Regions from separate parts of the Homo sapiens genome. Here region 2 is linked to region 1. The links are chromatin contacts, found by Hi-C or POLR2A ChIA-PET in ENCODE. All regions are on one chromosome and are shown on one strand. Each heading gives the region's core, a stretch centred on a gene start or an enhancer-like site at or near the end of the contact. The rest is flanking DNA. Distances are from core to core; before and after follow the strand shown.

Region 1 (3,876 bases), core at 281-2,780:
TTAGTTCTGTATACGTAACATTCTATTAAGCATTTATATTGGTACCACCCCATGCGGAAACACACAATTTGCAGACGTCTTAAAGAGTATTCTTGGCCGGGTGCGGTGGCTCACGCCTGTAATCCCAGCACTTTGGGAGGCTGAGGTGGGTGGATCACCTGAGGTCAAGAGTTCGAGACCAGCCTGGCCAACATGGTGAAACCCCGTCTCTACTAAAAATACAAAAATTAGCCGGGCGTGGTGGTGGGCACCTGTAATCCCAGCTACTCAGAAGGTTGAGGCAGGAGAATCGCTTGAACCCGGGAGAAGGAGGTTGCAGTGAGCCGAGATCGCGCCATTGCACTCCAGCCTGGGCGACAAGAGCAAAACTCCCTTTCAAAACAAACAAACAAAAACAATAATCTTGTGAGTGTTTTCATCTAGAATTAAAAGGGAGGGGAAAACCCCAAAAGAGATTTAAGCAAAGAATCTTAGGGTTTAATGCCATTCTGTAGGTTCAGGAAGTCTCTGAGCTTTAAAAAGCCGCTCGCGTGAAAGTAATTAATTATTCCATCACTTCCCGGGGGTGGAGGGGGGTGCGGAAAAGGCGCATGAGCTCAATGCTGTATACTGCAGCCCGATTCCAGCTCTTTCTTGAGGGCAGAAAAAACGCCGAGCGGCGAGCATTTAACAACGGCCGGCTTTTCTTCTCAAGCCCCGCAGCAGCCACGTGGCGCCTGCCCTAGCTCCCGGCTCACCGGCCACTAGCCTGCACCGCTCTTCGGGAGGATTCGAGGCTGGGCCCTCGCCAGCCCGAGTTCCGCGAAGCCCAGAACCTCCAGGGCCGCGGCCACCAGACCGAGGGCTCCGGCCCCGAACCCAAGCGGGGCAGAGCGCCCAGGCGACACGAGGTGCCAGCCTTCCATTCGATGGACGCCTGGCAGGTCCCCGGAAGTTTTCCCCGGGGACAGGTCTTGGCAACAGGTCCGAGGCAAGGCCGGGTGGAGCAGAGCTCCGCAGCGGCTGGTGAATCAGCGCCGCCCAGCGCCGGACCGGCCCTCCCAGCCAATGCCAGACCCGGTGAGGAGCAGCCAGGCTGCTGACCATCAGCCACTTAGGGCTCGCCTGGCCTGGAGAAAGGTGACATCATCGTAGCTGGGAGGTTTCCGAAGGCTTCACCAATGGGAGACCGGCGAGGTGCTTGCCTTCTGCAGCTCTTGGCCAATACTAACAAAGCAAAAGGGGGCCCGGGTTGTTGGTATAGAACCAATGGGAAACAAGGAAGGAGCACGAGGCGGAGTTGCGAATCCTGTCACCAGTTGGAAAGAGGGGGTGGAGCCCGGGCCTTGTCAAGTGTGACCAACCAGCGAGAGGAGCGGACTTTGCGGGGTGGAGCCCTGAAGCCCTCTCCCAATCGCACAAGTGTAGGGGCGGGGCATTCTTTGGGGGGCCCAATGAGGAACGCGGCCGAAGCTGGCCTGTCAAGAGAAGGGGCTGGGGGCGGGGAGATGGTGAGTCGGGGATAAACACTCCGCGGCGGTGGCGGCTGCTGCTCTGCTCCGGGTTCTGTCACTGTGTCGGCGGTGCCCAGCTCACTGGCCCCCTCCCTCTCTTGTCGAGCGTGGTTGCCAGAGAGGCTCCCTCAGCCCTGCTCCGCGGGGTCCACAGCGGGCTCCACAGCGGGCTCCATAGCGGGCTCCACAGCGGTCCGGCGGCGGCAGCGAGCCCGTGGGCAGTGGGGGTTGGTCCCGTGGCTCCGGCCCCCGGTGCAGAATGGCGGCGGCGGTTCGGATGAACATCCAGATGCTGCTGGAGGCGGCCGACTATCTGGAGCGGCGGGAGAGAGGTGCACGGGGACGGGGAGGGGTCCACTCGAAACGAGGCCGGGGGTCCTGTGGGGCCGGCCTCAGGTCCGGGCGCCCAGCCGCTCCGGGGGTGGTTGGAGGCGGGGAGACCGCGAGCGCTCCCAACCCCTCTGGCTCTCCCCACGCGCGGTCCGAAGGGAAGCCGCCGCTGCCCCAAAGCAATGAATGGGGTGGAGAAGGGGCTGCCGCCCGCCGGGGTCCCGAACGCCGCCCCTTCCCCAGCCCTTCACGAGTGGGTGGCCGGGGCCCCCTCCGATAGCCTCCCTGGTTTACCTCACCCGGGCTGGTCCCGGCCGGCCCCCAGGTGGGCCCGGCGCCCCAGTCTCCTGGGCAGAGGAGCAGCGCCTCCCGGTCCCCGGCTCACGGTGCTTGCCCCGCACCTTCGCCTGAGCTGGTTCCACTTAACCCGCACCAACCTGCTGGATGTAGCCAGTGGGAAACCCAGGCTGCGTGAGCCTAGCCACTACTGTGTCTTTCTCAACAATGAGCAGCTGGAATCCTCCTTACACCTGCTCCGAATTGACGATATTCACACAATTTTTTTTTAAATCATTGTTCTCAGAATTCCACCTTACTCCATTTAATTATTTCCACAATATTCTTTTAAAGATAAATAAAGGAAAAAGGAAATACTGTAGAGAGGAGAGAGCATTAAATATTCTGGGCCCATTCATTAACTGGATCCTCCTGTTTTCTAGAAGCTGAACATGGTTATGCCTCCATGTTACCATACAATAACAAGGACAGAGATGCCTTAAAACGGAGGAACAAATCCAAAAAGAATAACAGCAGTAGCAGGTAATTTGGTAAATACTTCTTTCTGTCTTTTAGATTATATTGTAGGTGACACAAACTGCTGAATGTAAGTTTTCTGTTGTGATTATAACCCTATAAAATTACATTGTGGCCGTCATGATTCAGTAATGTACACATGGACTTAAGCCATTGCAGGAAGCTGTTTCTGTTTGGGTTGAGGGAACTGAAAAGAAAAATAGAAATGTTTTACATTTCTTTATGAACTTTATTCAAAATTTAATTTCACTTTTCTTCCCTTTTGGAACAAAAAAATCTGTGGAAGCTTCAAGTGAGATTAGCAATGGTGACAGTATTTTCCCTTCAGAAGTTGCAGATTCAGGGCAAGTTTTCTATAAGTCAAAATGCTGGACATTATCCATTTCTTTTACTTTTCATAGTAATGATTTTATAAACACATTAAAGTACCTGACTTGGCATAAGTGATAGGATCTCATACTTGACATGTAAATTAAATACAGTGGTTTGTTTGATACTCTAATTTGTCATCTCTATTTGTAATGGCAAAGAGGAATGATTGAGGTTAAAACCTACCTCTTTAGTGATAGAGGAATATATAATACCAAAATATTAATATGCTACAACTTTTCCATGTTAGCCTTATCGATTATCTTATACCGTAGTTCTTAAAAGCTGTGAATCTCACTGGAGATTTGGTTCATGGTCAGTTAAATCACATATTAAAGTCCTATGCATAGTTTCTGGTACATGCAAATAGTCCATCAATGTTGCTGCCCGTTTCCCCCCTTCTTTGCCCTTAAAATATAGTTGGCTAGGAAATTTGTTCTATTAGATCCCTTCAACTATACCTTTCCTGCCAGTAAATTAAAAGCATTGACCTTTTCGTCACTAGTTTAGAATCCTTATCCCTCCCTCACCCTCATGAATAACTCCTTGCAAGTATCTATTTGGATATCCTCTGTGGCTTAATACAGACCAGGAATTTCCCACTTAAACCTAAAAATCACTTGTTCTTGCTGCGTCTTCTGTACTTGGTTTACCTCTTTAGTATCGTTAGTGGAACCACAGGATGTGAGCAGCATTACTTGTGCCATGCCCTTGAATAAAAATGGCACTTGAAGGATCAACCTGGTAATTACCTGGTAGGTTTTGCTTGTCCTCCCACCTTAGCATTACCTGAAGGTGGTAGCCAGTAGTTTTGTGCATGGGTATGAAGGCACTTTAAGAAAGATGTTAATACTGACTTGTAATATGCAAT
Region 2 (4,186 bases), core at 535-3,034, 350 kb before region 1:
TGCTGCTTACTTAAAGCAGAAAACAAGCATAAAATAATAGTGTTCTGAAGCTTTTCTAAGGAATCAGACAGATAATTCAGTTAAAGTGGGTTTCATCCAGGAGACGTAAATGAACACTGAACAAGTTGCTGGATCTCTCTGGCCTTCATTTCCTCATGGGCAGAAATTAAGACTAAATTAGGCCAGGCGCGGTGGCTCACGCCTGTAATCCCAGCACTTTGGGAGGCCGAGGCAGGTGGATCACGAGGTCAGGAGATTGAGACCGTCCTAGCTAACATGGTGAAACCCTGTCTCTACTAAAAATACAAAAATTAGCTGGGTGTGGTGGCGCATGCCTGTAATCCCAGCTACTCGGAAGGCTGAGGCAGGAGAATTGCTTGAATCAGGGGGTCGGAGGTTTCAGTGAGCCGAGATCACGCCACTGCACTCCAGCCTGAGTGACAGAGTGAGACTCCATCTCAAAAAAAAAAGAAAAAAGAAAAAAGAAAAGAAAAGAAATTAAGACTAAATGAGTGCTACTATTTAAACTGGGTTCCTCCAAGCCCTAGGATTACAGAAGGTACTTCAGTGGCTGCACGAGGAAAAACTGACCTCCCTCCCTTACAAGGGTAGGGCTCTGTATACTGCTTCCTCCTCACCTTCAAAGTAGCTCTACTTTTAGCTGTGTAATTTTGGAGAAAGGCTAGAAAAAAAAAAAGGAGCAATTCTGCTACAAAGGAGAGAAAAATTTACCCCCCAAATATTCTACAGCTCTAGGTATAAGTATTTTATAAAGACAAAAAGACTACACCACTACAAGTCATGCAAATAGCCCTCACTTACATGCCTACCGAAGGTGTAGATGTGTACAGGCAGCTTTTAGGGAAGGAGCTATGCCCCGCTTCACCTTGAGACATGTAGTATTCCTTTAGAGCCCAACAGGTTAAGTTCGAATCCTGGCTCAGGTAAGCTACAATTTCCCTGAGGCTGTCCTCTTACCTGCCAAGGGCTTTCACTTCATGCTAAAGCCCTTCTTCTGACATGCAGGCTATCTGACCACGTGATTGTATCAACCAGCCCCTAGGTCATAGTCCTTCAATCAGGACTGTGCACCAACTCACAATATCCTCCCCACCCCCACTCCTACCTCAAAGCTTTGGGGATGATCAAATGATAAGCAAAGCACCTAGCACACAGAAGGTGTTCCTGCCTTTCCCTTCCACCCCCACCTCCCTGCAAAAACCACTTTGTATTTGTATGATACATTACTTATCATAAAATTCTAAATCTGGAATATCTTCTCGAGATCAAGAGCACAAACCCAAATGCCTGAAGAGCCAGGGAGATCACATAAAGGAGTGACACAGTCCAGCTTTAACAAAACGTATGGAGGGTGTGTGATGACACAGACTCACTGTCAGGAAGATCACAGGGAGGAGTGGGGCCGGTGGCCCTGAGAAAGTTCATGCCCCTGCTCATGGGGCAGCCATTCCTCAATGCCAGCCAATTGCTGTCACGAAGGAACGTGGGCTAAGAGTTGTCAAGTCTTTTGACTGCTAAAAACAGCTGGATCTTTAGGTGAGAGCTCCTGATTTAAAAATCAGGCAACAAACTTTTAAAAATCTCTTAAACCTTGTGCAGTTTAATGAAAACACATTTCTAAGCTAGGACTGAACCAGACAGCCCTGCTTCCATCTTTACAAGGGCCTGTGAAGTCAGCAGGTCATGTACTACAACCTCCACTTGACCAACTGGGAAACTAAAACACAGTGAAAAGCCTAAGCATCCTCCTTAGTACTGCCACCTAGTGGCCGGACCAGGGCTAGACTGCAAGGGTGCCAACTGGTGTCCCCTCTCAAGCTGCCGTCCCCTCCCTGCAGCAGCAGATCATGCAGGAACACCTCCACTCCCAGGGAAGGGAGAAGAGAAATGGCACAGTGAAAGGCAAGAGGGACTGCCCACAGCTCTGCCTGTCTAGCTGATCAGGTGGGAGAGTGTCCTCTCCATGGTGAGAGCTTGGGTGTACCATTCAGGTGGCAGAGTATCCTCTCCACGGTAAGAACCTGGGTGCACTATTCAGGTGGGAGAGTGTCCTCTCCACAGTTAGAACCTGGGTGCACTATTCAGGTGGCAGAGTGTCCTCTCCACAGTGAGAGCTTGCGTACACTATGCAGGTGGCAGAGTGTCCTCTCCACGGTGAGAGCTTGGGTGGACTATTCAGGTGGCAGAGTGTCCTCTCCACAGTGAGAGTTCGGGTACACTGTTCAGGTGGGAGTGTGTCCTCTCCATGGTGAGAGCTTGGGTGGACTATTCAGGTGGCAGAGTGTCCTCTCCACAGTGAGAACCTGGGTGCACTATTCAAGTGGGAGAGTGTCCTCTCCATGGTGAGAACTTGGGTGCTCTATCCACAGCATCTGTGAGCTCCCACAAGGAATGACCCCCAAGAGGCTGATCAACACCCATCCACAACTTACATTGAAGACAACTTTGCCAAAAGCTTCGGAAGGAACAAAAGTTTTCAAAACTCTAGAACAGATGGCAAGGAGCACAGCAAAGCTTTTTCCAGGAGAAAAGGTCAATGCAAAGCATGTGTCAACACTGATTTCAGTGGGGGCTTGGGGTTTGTTTTTTTAATGTCAATCTCTCCTCACTTGCCTCAATTAAAAATCATCATGTGCCAGCTCCTTCTGGAGAACATGTCAAAGCAGTCCTTTCCCCAAGCAGATAGAACACCCAGATGGGGGATGACTTGAGGTTTTCAACTCCCTCTCTCCCCACTCAAGCTGTGGGCACAAAATCAGAGACTGGCAAACGGTGGTGGTTGTGGAGGTGGTACAGAAACATCAACAGAACCCAATCGAGGCCACAGCCCAGGCTGAACATGGCACACTGGCCTGGCTATTGGTTCTTTCTCTCCAGGACTGTTATGATTGATTGGGGAGGATCTCCAGCTCAGGAGGTTCTTTTTAGGGGTTTGGCAAGAGTCTCCCTCCTCCTCTCAAAAATTAATTTTCCAGGAAAAATACTTGCCTGGAACAAAAGGGAAGAGTTTAAGAAATCAAGTTGGTTCACATATACCAGAGACTTTTTGATTACTGCACCTAGAACCACAGCACATTGGGCCTGGGCTATCAGCTAAGGCTAACCAAGAAAGGGCCTTTCCACAAGCTACCCGCCCCCACCTTTGCCGTACTGCTGCCACAGAGTTAGCTATCTGGCAAATGTAGAGAGATATGCTGAAAGACATCAGAAACTTAATATCATTTGAAACTTCGCAATGGCTTCTCACCCCTCTTAGAATAAAACTCCAAATACTGACCAAGGCCCGCAATTCCCAGAGTGATGTGGTCTCTCTCCAACCTAGCTCATACACCTCCACCTTCCAGTGCTCACTCTGTTCCAGCCACAAGAGCCTTCTTTCTTCTTCAGCATTGCTTATGCTCCAATCTGCCTAAGGATCTTTGCACATGCTTCTCCCTTTGGCCCTTTCACCCCATTCTTGGCCTGAGCCACTCCTAGTAATCATCCTTCAGATTTCAGGCTAAACGTTACTTCCTTGCTAAGCCTTTCCTGATGGTCCCTGGCCCTCACTCCCATATGATTAAGTTCTTTGGTATACACAGCACCCTCTACTTTCCCTCCAGGACATACCATGAATATAATTAAATACTTATAGGGTAATTCCTGGTTGCATGCCTTCTTCCCCTGTACACTCTAAACTGCACAAGGGCAGGGACGATGACTGATTCACTGTGGCATCTCTGTCACCCAGCACAGTGGCTGCTCCATAGCAGGTTCTCAAGTGTTTGTTATACAATGTGTTTGCTGAGTACCATAAAGGATACCAATAAAAAATTTTAAAAAAACAACAAAACTACAATGACAGCAACAACAAAAACCCTTACCAGACCTTCAGAAGGTTAGAGTCTAGTATGGACTAGAAGGGACATATATTAAGAGAACATCCTCTTGGTGAAAAGGTAGAAAAACCCTGCACTGCTCAGCCTGGCACAACTGAGCAGTGTGAGACAGGACTGAACCCTTCACCCCAGGGCAAGTGCTCAAGGTGGAACTTTAAGGGGAGCTTCACAGAAATCTCTCTGCTGTCACAATAATAAATACTTGTCCTACACACTATTGCTTCTTTCAAAAATAATAATTGTGCTGGAAATCAAAACGCTCTTCAGTTGAGAGGGAAAAGAAATGA

What was found. Hi-C counts contacts between places; a loop is a spot of excess contacts on that map. ChIA-PET counts read pairs that join two places held with the same protein, here RNA polymerase II (POLR2A). Pooled maps may share reads with other maps.
Region 2: a loop to region 1 is called in a map of K562, with 5 times the contacts of the local background. The contact joins the enhancer-like site here to the promoter of MXD1 in region 1. A Hi-C loop is called at or near these places in 1 of 168 maps with a recorded cell type or tissue (K562), 1 of 37 single-sample maps with no recorded cell type and 2 of 50 pooled maps. POLR2A ChIA-PET finds 5 or more read pairs at or near these places in 2 of 52 experiments (PC-9 and activated CD4-positive, alpha-beta T cell).

The regions. Positions count from the first base shown.
Region 1 is chr2:69,913,579-69,917,454 of GRCh38, forward strand. It overlaps MXD1 (MAX dimerization protein 1), which reads left to right and starts at 1,531. Exons shown (of 6, transcript NM_002357.4): 1 at 1,531-1,825; 2 at 2,543-2,642. The coding sequence starts at 1,753. RefSeq lists enhancers at 695-744, 757-1,362, 845-954, 1,055-1,254 and a silencer at 1,905-2,134.
Region 2 is chr2:69,563,732-69,567,917 of GRCh38, forward strand. The region is part of intron 2 of AAK1 (AP2 associated kinase 1); the gene reads right to left. Among named protein-coding and RNA genes, the nearest start is that of SNORA36C, 46 kb to the left of the region's middle. Within about 2 kb of position 1,785, at least 5 of the 41 ENCODE cell types and tissues checked have a DNase peak (open chromatin) inside an H3K27ac peak, as active enhancers do.